Linked DNA regions of Homo sapiens: region 2 is linked to region 1. The links are chromatin contacts, found by Hi-C in ENCODE. All regions are on one chromosome and are shown on one strand. The core of a region is the stretch at or near the end of the contact, and the rest is flanking DNA. Distances in the headings are between cores, read along the strand shown. Region 1 has its middle 120 kb from the start of INHBA. Region 2 has its middle 240 kb from the start of INHBA.

Region 1 (5,579 bases), core at 2,373-4,872:
GATGGCTAACGTGGTGGGAAAGTGTCTTAAGGATGTTTTGTGGAAACAAGCTCCTGAGGAAGCTGCAAAAACCATCATTTCTTCTTTGCTCCTTTAATCTAAATAAATTAGATTAAATTCATCAGCTTTCTTTTGTTGTATTTGGTGGAAATTTAAATTCCAAATGGTTTGCTTTGACCAGCATGATTTTAAGGAGTTAAAAACATAGTTTGTATCTTTTAAGGGGAAGTTCCTATGTTATAAGAAAGTTCCAAAAGACAGGTTTAGGAATATATGTATATATATTTATAAATTTATATATATAAACTATATGTAAACATTTTTTCATGATATCACCTCTGCAATTGGCTTCATCATATTTCTTTGCTACCCTCCCTCAGTTTCCATATAACCAGCTTCATATTTATTTAATTGGGTTTATAAGATATCTGAGTGCTGTTGGATAAAAATTATAAATAATTTAAATATTCTGTTAGTACACGTCAAGGATTAACCCACCCACTTTACTGTAACTACTGCAGGGATCTGGAATAAAGTTAGTGACATTGGCAAATTCTTTGTTCATTGAGTTATGCTAGTCCTATTGGTCTACAGAAATAAATGTTCCCATTTCTATATACACATCCATATTCCTTTGCCCTGATGCATATACTTTGTTTCAAACAGATTTTCCTCACCTGGAAGATACATATTTGTGATTATTTATACAAATGTCAGCATTTAGGCTCCAGATAAGGCAAATGTGTAGTGTCAGCATCATCGGGATGGCCCATGCTAACTGGCACCTTTTTCTCTCCGTAGATATCAATGTCTGTCTTTTTTAAAAAGTTGATTTTATATATTGTATTATAATAAAGGTATTATATTTTTAATATCAATGTCTGTTTTATAACCTGTGTGAACTGGCTAGATATGCCTTTATTTTGAAATTAATTAATTAAAGTCAAGGAAATACTTTCAGAAGCTTGTCATAGAGGCCAAAATGTCTTAGCCTTTTGACTTAAAATACAAATAAATAGAAGTCAAAATTGACTTTAAAAAAAATACTTTTTCTAGGCCAGGCGTGGTGGCTCATGCCTGTAATTCCAGCACTTTGTAAGGTCAAGGTGGGCAGATCACTTGAGGCCAGGAGTTCGAGACCAACCTGGCCAACAAGATGAAACCTCTTCTCTAATAAAAATACAAAAATTAGCCGGATGTGGTGCCGTATGCCTGTAATCTCAGCTACTCAGGCTGAGGCAGGAGAATCACTTGAACTTGGGAGGTGGAGGTTGCAGTGAGCTGATATCACACCACTGCACTCCAATCTGGACAATGAGCAAGACTCTGTCTCAAAAGACAAACAAACAAAAACACACCATAATTTTTCTGAAGACTGTTCTTTAAAAGATAATGGTCAAAAGAAACAAATGTGCAAGGTTTTGTGAGCTTTAACTGGCAAGGAGAAATTTTACTCTACCACACAGACTCTAATTTTCACTTTCCTACTGTTGCTGAGACACCAGCTTCATTCAAATTAGGAGGAGGCCAGCAACCAGCACCACAGAGCCACATGGAGCCTTGATCCATGCACTATGATGTGCCCCAGGAGAGTGGTTATGATGCATGATTCATATTCATAATGACTTCGTTGCTCAGAGAGGCCTTCCTGCGAGATCATCAGACATTTGCTGCTGAAAATATTACTTAAGTCAATATCTACATGTAATGTTCATAGAAAAAAAAATTCAACTCTAGGTGGTCATGCATCTGATTCATAATTAAGTAAATGGTAATTTCATGACTTTCTAGAGAAATATTTTAAAGTAAAAATAAATAGAAGTCAAAATGAAAAGTACCACAATGGTCTTGTTTTCTAGGGTATCACGTAATGTTTTTTCTTAAATATTTCAAACTGCTTTGTGCTTAAATAATACCTTATAGTCTTTGATTCTATTTCAGAAATTCAACTTACTCCTACTTTCTACACCAGCCTAGATGTGTAAATTAATTCATTGTTTTCATTCCCCATTCATCATTTATTCATTCAAAAAAATTTGTTGATTTTCTACTATTTATCAGGCAGTGGAAATACAGTAATAAATCATTCTGACTTAAGAATTACATAAATAAAACAATATTCAGTTGCAAGAAGTGCCAGTGAGGAAGTAAACAGTTATGTGAGAGGGTAAGTGGGTAAGAAGTGGTGGTGACTGGAGTAAGGAAGGCCCATGTCACAGTGTCCTAGGGTGGCACAGGTTGCCACAGTTAAAGCACGAGAAGGAGTCAGCCATGCAGAGAGCTGAGGGGAAAGCATCCTAGAAGGAGAGAACCATGGCAGAAAGGCTCTGAAAAGGCAGAGCTGGAAATATTCTGGGAACAGAATGGAGCCAGTATGGCTGGAGTCTCATGAGTGAGATGAGATTGGTAAGATGCTTAGATTCTCTTCCAAGTGAAAACCTTACAGAGTTTAGGTAGGAGCATGATATGATCTGATTTAAATCTGAATCATCGCAACATTTAAAGACAGCAGCCACTGGCTTTTTCCACACCACTGAAATCATTGGTCTTCTACTTCCTACAATTTTCTCTTTTGTGTCAGATATTTACAAATGTCTGATTCCTTGTATTTGCTCCTAAGTTTCTAGTTCTTGGAGTCTGCTCTCCTCCAGCCTGTCATTTGCAACACACACAGAAAGCTTCCTGATCATATTTTAGTTTCATCCTTTCTGACTCAAGGTGCTCTTGCCGTTGGGTTGATGGTATACTGCCTGGAAGAAGCTATTACCCTGTTATTTTACCATGATATCACCTCTGCAATTGGCTTCACCAATGTATCTTTGCTACCCTCCCTCAGTTTCCATAAGCAAGATGAAGAACATACACTCCTTCCCCTTGTATTCAAGTGTATGGGGTGTGGGGACAGGTAGGGCTGGCTGGTGTGAGGACAGGTAGTTACTAGAGGCAACTTTTCCCAGAACAGAGGAGACGTCCAGCCCAAAAGCACTCATGTGCATTCTTGCAATTCTAAGACTGCTGGTGAGGATACTCTCAATATAAGCCTTTGGTTTCTGAAATAAAAAAGCTGTGTCTGAGAAGCAGCTTATGTGTTTGTGGTCCTGGAATAGACTGGGGGAGGGATTTTCAGGTGGTGCCTATAGATATACGTACAGTTGTGACATGGGGTGAAGGCTTTCATTGATGGTGATGTCATGGGTTCCCTCTGGGAGGATGGAAGCCCCAGGGAAATATATTGGTAGTATGGGATTGAAGTCCTGGGAGCCCATTGCTTTTTGTGGGAAAGCAATCCTATGGCTCACCATTGCTCTCATCAGAGGGACTTTGTCCCCAGTGCCCACATGCAACATGGATTGAGGCCAGGGAAGTTTGGGTTTGACTAGACTAGGACTGCCCTGCTCTGCAGTCTTTTCCAGCCTTCTAAGGGAGGGCATCAGTGGCTCACTCTAGACTTGGAAAAACAGAATGAAAAGGGAATATTTTGATTAGAGTTGACTTAGGAAATATTATTATAGGGAATTCATGGAAAAACATTGCTTTCCAATTTCAGAACTACTCGAAATATCTGGTAGGCTAAATATAGAACACTATTCACAGCCTTGCAGGTCCTGAGGTCTGGCTAAATGTGAGCTCTGGGGTGGTGCCTTCCTCCCTCTCCTCCTCCCTCTCTCTCTCTCTTCCCCCTTTAGCTCTCTCTATGTCTCTCACTGTTTCTCATTTTCTTTATCTCTCTTTCCTTGCTAGCCCTGGATGCTTAACCATGAATGATTATCAACCAAGAACCTTAATTGTGGTCCCAGTACAAACTGTTACTTAGTTTGAAAATAAGTAATATTAATGAAATTTCCCTCTGAAAAATAACAGCTGAAACGAGAGAGGGAACGTTTCACAAACTAATAGAGCTCACAAATGCATCTTTCAGAATATGTTTTATAAAGTTTATGATAATCTAAGAAACAGTGTAATCACCCTGTAACTCCAGGAGTGAGTTACAGAGGAGGTAATTCAAAGGATTTTTCATGCTGGGCTGAAAGACCTTGCTCTTTGTGACCCCTAAAGGAGATCTATGACAATGGAAGAGACAGAATTGAGATTAGTGTAAAGGAAAACTTCTCAGCTGGAAGGGGTGTGAGGCCTGAAATTCCCTTCTAAGTAGAATCATCAAAGTATATTTTTTGGTGATTTAACTTTCCCTTCCTTTCCTTCCTTCCTTCCTTCCTTCCTTCCTTCCTTCCTTCCTTCCTTCCTTCCTTTCCTTCCTTCCTGCCTGCCTGCCTTCCTGCCTTCCTGCCTTCCTGCCTTCCTTCTTTCTCCTTCCTTCCATCCTTTCTCCCCCTTTTCCTGAGGGAATTGAAAACAATAAAAATTCGAAGAAAAAAATGTGGACACCTATAATCATGCAACCATTCTCTTTCCTCTTCCTTCTCTCATTTTCTATGAATGTACAGGCAAATACCATCATCTGCAGTGGTTATGTTCTATAAAGTCACTGCAAACACTGAATTAGCAAATATTGAGCCATTGCTCCTGGGAGAAATACAGAGTTAGGGATTGTGAACCTCAGGTCACAACATTTTCACCAACAGATCAATCCATAACTTTATTTTAAGTATATTTCTGTTTAATGGCATCTCATCTAACATATACTGTTGATGCATTAGCATTGAACTCATGACCTATAGCACTGTGACTCATTCCCAAATGAAGCTTATTTAACACCTGTATTTTCTCCAGAAGGTACTTCACAGCTTTGTTGTGTTTAGGATCACCAAACAGCACTTTAGTCCTATGCTTGGGGGACATTTTAAACAGTGAAATCATGAGGAAAAAGCACAAAAATGCAAAAAATGTGTCATGAAATTGATAGCCAAAAGGACACGTGTTTAAAATATAAGAACTGAAATAAGAAGGTAAAGCATTGCCTTGTCCAATCTCAGAAATCATGCCCATCCGGCTATTTGAATTTTTGCCACTCTGTCCACATCTGTAAATGACCATGAATGCACAGAGTATTGACTTGGGAGTTAGAAATACATTTCACAGAGTAGATGGATTTGAAAATATGGAATTCATTAAAAATGAGAATCAATGGTACAAACACACACATATAGTCTGTTGCCTTTCACTTGTCTTTGTCAAATTACTTTTACATATATTTTGAGGAGATTTTAGGAAACTATAATACATCCCATTTAGATAGAAACTAGTTGTTAGCAGACATACTTCCAAGAGATGTAGACTTTAAGTTTAGTTGAGATGTGCTGATTTTTGCTGTGCCAAAACAATTTAAGAAATTTAGAAAAACAGACCCAGCAGGCCCACCTACATGTGTTTTTAGTTGTTATCAAGGCAGGGACACACACAGGGCTTTTGAAGACTACTGGCAAAAAGGCCCTTCCCCCTACATAAACAGAGATGAGGAATAAAGTATATTCCACTCTAAAGAGTTAACATGTTTCCTGGTTGAAAGGTGGAAGATAAATTTCTATATGACAGAGAAAGAGGCAAAGCAAACCTTTGGGCAGCCTGAGTTGGTGCTGAAGCAGCATCCAGGCCCTTGGGTCTCAGACAGAAGAGACCGG
Region 2 (5,099 bases), core at 1,123-3,622, 120 kb before region 1:
GGCCAACACAGTGAAATGCCGTCTCTACTAAAAATACAAAAAATTAGCAGGGCGTGGTGGCAGGCGCCTGTAGTCCCAGCTACTCAGGAGGCTGAGGCAGGAGAATGGCGTGAACCCAGGAGGCAGAGTTTGCAGTGAGCTGAGATCTTGCCACTGCACTCCAGCCTGAGTGACAGAGTGAGACTCCATCTCAGAAAAAAAAAAAAAAAGAAAAGAAAAAGAAAAGAAACCGCAGAGCCATCCGGGTACGGCTGCATGTATTTGCATTTACAGTGACTGATGCTGAGTTCCTGGCTATAGGAGTATTCCATTTTATGGAATACTTCTGGATACTGCACTCACAGACTCAACTGTAAACTGAACACATTTATATTATATCTCTAATCTCTATTCTCATAATAGTCTTACTAGTATTACCACCACTTTAAAAATGGAGAGAGAGAGAAAGAGAAAGTGTGTGTGTTACCTTTCTGAAATCACTCAGCTAGCAAGTGCAAGAACAGGGATCCCAACCCTCACCACTTCTCCACATTCCTTGTTTTGCGAATCAAGATGTGTGACCCTGTTTGGGGTTAGGCACAGTGGCTCAAGCCTCTAATCCCAGCACTTTGGGATGCCGAGGAGGGTGGATCACCTGAGCTCAGGAGTTTGAAACCAGCCTGGCCAACATGGTAAAACCCCATCTGTACTAAAAATACAAACATTGGCTGAGAGTGGTTGTGCACACCTGTAAATCTGAGCACTTTGAGAGGCTGAGATAGGAAGATCACATGAGGTTAGGAGTACGAGACCAGCCTAGCCAACATGGTGAAACTGCGTCTCTACTAAAAATATAAAAATTAGCCGGGCGTGGTGGTGCACCTGTAATCTCAACTACTCAGGAGGCTGAGGCAGGAGAATCGCTTGGACCCGGGAGGCAGAGGTTGCAGTGAGCTGAGATTGTGCCACTGAACTCCAGCCTGAGTGACGGAGTGAGACTATGTTTCAAAAAAAAAGATGTTATGACATTGTTTGGGTCATAATCAGTCACAGAGAAACATAGTGGCAAAATCCCAGTCTCTGAGTTCCAAGGCAGAGAATATGTGAGTTTACTCAGAGATGACAATTTAAGATTGCCTCTTCCTTAGCTCTGGGACCTCAGGCAAGTTTATGTATCTGTGCCTCAGTGTCCTCATCTGTCCAGATGACTGAATCATTGTGAGCAGGAGATGAGTTAAGTCTTGCAGTGTTTGCAGGCACCAGGGAAGTGGCACAGGTTATAATTAACAGTTCAGACATCAGGGAAGGGTTCCAAGAACATGAGTTAAACACTGACTAAGGAGGGGCCCTTTCAGAAGAGGAAGAGGTGGAGAGGAAGGTACAAGAGACAGTATGAGGTGGGAGAGTGGACCTCTGTAGATGAGGGTCAGGAAGGAGGTTGACAGGATGTACATAAGGCACTGGCAGGAGTGAAAACTCGGGGTGAAGGTGCATAGGCCCCAAACACCCCATGAAGGAGTCTGGGCTTTGCCCTGGAGGACCAGAGCTGGAGGGGACACACCAGGGGGGCCAGTGGGTGTGCTTTTTGGAGAAAATTTTAGAAGAAGAGGGAGGAGGCCAGAAGTCAACGATGCCTGGTCTAGAAGTCATAGCTTCTGTGAACGAGGAAGTCTCATAGGCAAAAGAACAGGCCTGGTCTTATGGGGTTCTGGGTCCAAAGGCCAGACCTGTTGCAAAGTGTCAGCAAGAGAAAAATTCCTGGCCCTCTCCTGCCAGCTCTAGCTCCCCCTGTCAATGAGAGAAAGGACAGGCCTATTCCAGAACACTCAGCCATCAGGCACAATCTCCAAGACTTGACTGTCCACTGCCCTCCTTCCCTCCCTCCACACTCCCCTCACCACACTTGTGGAGGGCCTGGGGATTAATGCCCAGTTTGCAGGGCATTTAATAGTGGCTTCTCAGCGGGCGGAGCTGCAAACGCGTCCAACAGCCCCTTCAGCCCATGCTGCTGCTGCCACCGCGTGGTGCAGGCGGGGAATGACTGCGCACCGTCCCTGTTCAGCGGGAGCACCGGAGCCCATCTCCACCTCCGTTCTCTGCGCTGAAGAGGAAAGAACCACGCGGATTCAGCACGGGGAATGTTTCTTGTTTAGGAACTGTAATATAGGGATTGGACACTAGCTAAAAAAGAGCATCTTTGGAGATGGGGGTATTAAACAGTTCAAATATGCTTGGGATTCATCAATATGAGACTTGGAGAAACATCTCTGTGGCCACTGCTGTGGCTTTCTTGGATCTGAACCAGACACTGCCTTTGTTTTTTACTACATATAAGCCAGAGGGAGTCCTGGGCTGCCTGAGCTGGGGAGGCGGGTGCGGTGACAGCAGCGCCCCTGCAGACTGAGCCTGCGAGTCCCACGCGTGAAGCCCACGCGTGAAGCCCGCAGGGTGCGCCGGGTTGTGCGGGGCATGGCAGCTCCCAGCCCCTCCACACATCGGGTCGGCCACTTCCCTGCGGGGACAGAATCTAGCATTTTTTCAACTGTCCTAGTCTATGTATAATTCCGTTTGTCTTTTGAAAGCAGTTGTTTATTTTGAAAGGCACAAGCGGAATGCCTTACATCAGCGCCCCTTGACCCGGAGGTAGGAGGAGCGTGAGAGGAGCCACAGGGTGGACTTTAAACCACACCGATGTGCTTGAGTCACGGGTCCTCGGGTAGCAAGTGGCTCTGCACAAGTTGTTGAACTTTTGAATTTTTTTTTTTTGACAGAGTCTCACTTATGTCCCCCAGGCTGGTGTGCAATGGCACGATCTCCGCTCGCTGCAACCTCCGTCTCCCCGGCTCAAGCAATTCTCCTGCCTCAGCCTCCAGAGTAGCTGGGATTACAGGCGCCCCCCACCAAGCCCAGCTACTTTTTTGTAGTTTTAGTAGAGATGGGGTTTCACCATGTTGGCCAGGCTGGTCTCAAACTTCTGACCTCAAGTGATTCGCCTGCTTCAGGCTCCCAAAGTGCTAGGATTACCGGCGTGAGCCACCACGCCCGGCCAGTTGTTGAACTTTCTATGAGCCTCTGTTTCCTCATCTGTGGAATGTGTCCTAGTCTATGTAGTAGATTAGTCTCTCTTGTAGAGGAGTCTAAATCATCAAGGGCGGTGTGTTTGCCTTTCATTTTACCCCACTCCAGACCACTCAGCAGGGCCCCCTTCTCGTTACTCCCTTTAACTATTGCAGCGAGTTAGGCAGTGACCCTTATATTCATGTCCGGGCAATCACTTCAAACATGGATATAGATGAACTCTGTGCCAAAAGAAGCATGTAACTGATTGCCCCCCAAAAGGAGAGGGCCAGGGCTGGTCATAGCGATGACCATGTGCCCAGAGGTCTTAGCGTGTGCCCCAGAGGAGGCTCCAAAATGAGGAAATGAGGGATCTGAAGGGCGGAAGGGAAGAGAGGTTCAGGCAGGTGTCCAAGGCTATCTGCCTGGTCAGTGACAGAGCCTGGACTGTGTGAAGGCAGATCCCATGCGTCTACCACTCACTGGCTGCCTCCAGCGGAAAGCAGAGTGGGCCCTGGGGTCACACACTCAGCTGGGAGGGAGTCCTCTTCCACGGAGTCAGTGGGTGACAGGGAATAGCCAGAGGCAGGGAAAGGAGAAGAGAGTGAGCAGAACAAGGTCATGGCAAAGTCTGGGTGAGAGGGAGGCTCCCAGGTGCAGGGCATTGAGAAGGGAACCCACAAGGGGAGGGGCCGAGGGTGGGGAGCCGCGGCTGGGGCACACTGAGGGTGAGGAGAGCATCCCATCCATGTGAAAATACCCAGGAGCTTGGGGATTTTGAGCTCCTATGAGTGGGCGTCTCATACCCAGAGTTCATTGCTGATGCCTTGACTGATTTCTTAAAACAGAAAAGATTTACTTGTAGGTGAAAGGAAGGAGAAAGACAGAAAAGAAATGTAATAGAGTGTCCCAGACAGGACTCAGTGCCATCAGGGATAGGGGTCAGGCACCTCTTGCCCAGAGATGCTTAAGGAGCTATGGTTCTTTGATGCTCTACCATTCTAGGAGTAGTTCAGGCAGCAAGAGAAACATCTTCCTGCCGCTAAGAATTGCTCAGACTTCAGCTGTTGTGGGCACTTACATTACTTAAGTTCAGTTTTTGTCACTCAAGGAAAGTCTTGTTGACAGAGGTGACAGAGGCTCAGAGTTAGGACCCATGTAGCAGAGATCAGCTTTACTGGGAAAAACTGCTTTGAGGCTCTGTAGGGAGCGGAATGAGAAACGGCAGTCACACACTGCCCCCTGGTGTTCAAGAGCATTTACTGTACCTTGGCTGCTTCCAAAGAGACAGGCGGAGCTCAGGCTTAGTCACCTTACAAATGTCCTTCCTAGGTGTTTTGGGTCTTACACATGTTCTTTTCACCTGTCAGTAACGAGGACCAGCTTTAGTGTTTACCAATCTATTTGCGCACTTTTTGGCCATACAACCCCGTGCAGGAAAAATAATCACAGGGAAAGAGAAGTGGGCTCTCCTCCCTGCACCCTTCCCTGCTCCCACAGCAGCCCACCTGGGAGCTGGCATATGTGATGGTTGAAAAGCATACTGCTTTTTACGTGTCATTCCTCAATAAAGTGATTTTCAAAAACACACAAAAAAAGCGTGGACTTTGCAGACAGATCATATTCAAATCCTGGTGCCCTGTGACCCAGAGGGTGGATAAGTCACTTAATCTGTCTGCGTCCCAGAGCGCCATGTGCTAGGAAGTGAGAATTAAAATACAAATGGGTCTGATCTCCAGCAGCTCAGAGGTGGCTGGAGGACTTACAGAGAGGAGGAGGTTTTCAATACAGCACCAGAAAAGCTTCAGAAGAGGTCAGTACTGGGAGCAGTGTATCTGAGAACCAGAGATTGAAATGGCTGTTTCATGAGGGCGATTGTGAACATTAAATGAGAGAACATGGATAAGGTTTTTAGTGCAATTCTGGCACACAAGGAACCACAAATTATAGTTATTAGAGTTCCAAAGGGGCCTCAGTGATTAAGAGCAGTAGGTCTGGGGACAGGATGGAGGTGTTGCTCCGTGTTCTGTGGCAGGGATTGACTAGACCTGGGCAGCCCAATG

The links. Hi-C counts contacts between places; a loop is a spot of excess contacts on that map. Pooled maps may share reads with other maps.
Region 2: a map of A673 shows a loop between it and region 1 (6-fold over the local background). The contact joins two enhancer-like sites. A Hi-C loop is called at or near these places in 1 of 168 maps with a recorded cell type or tissue (A673), 5 of 37 single-sample maps with no recorded cell type and 3 of 50 pooled maps.

The regions. Positions count from the first base shown.
Region 1 is chr7:41,820,501-41,826,079 of GRCh38, reverse strand. No RefSeq gene overlaps it. Among named protein-coding and RNA genes, the nearest start is that of INHBA, 120 kb to the right of the region's middle. Within about 2 kb of position 3,622, at least 2 of the 41 ENCODE cell types and tissues checked have a DNase peak (open chromatin) inside an H3K27ac peak, as active enhancers do.
Region 2 is chr7:41,940,122-41,945,220 of GRCh38, reverse strand. No RefSeq gene overlaps it. Among named protein-coding and RNA genes, the nearest start is that of INHBA, 240 kb to the right of the region's middle. Within about 2 kb of position 2,372, at least 7 of the 41 ENCODE cell types and tissues checked have a DNase peak (open chromatin) inside an H3K27ac peak, as active enhancers do.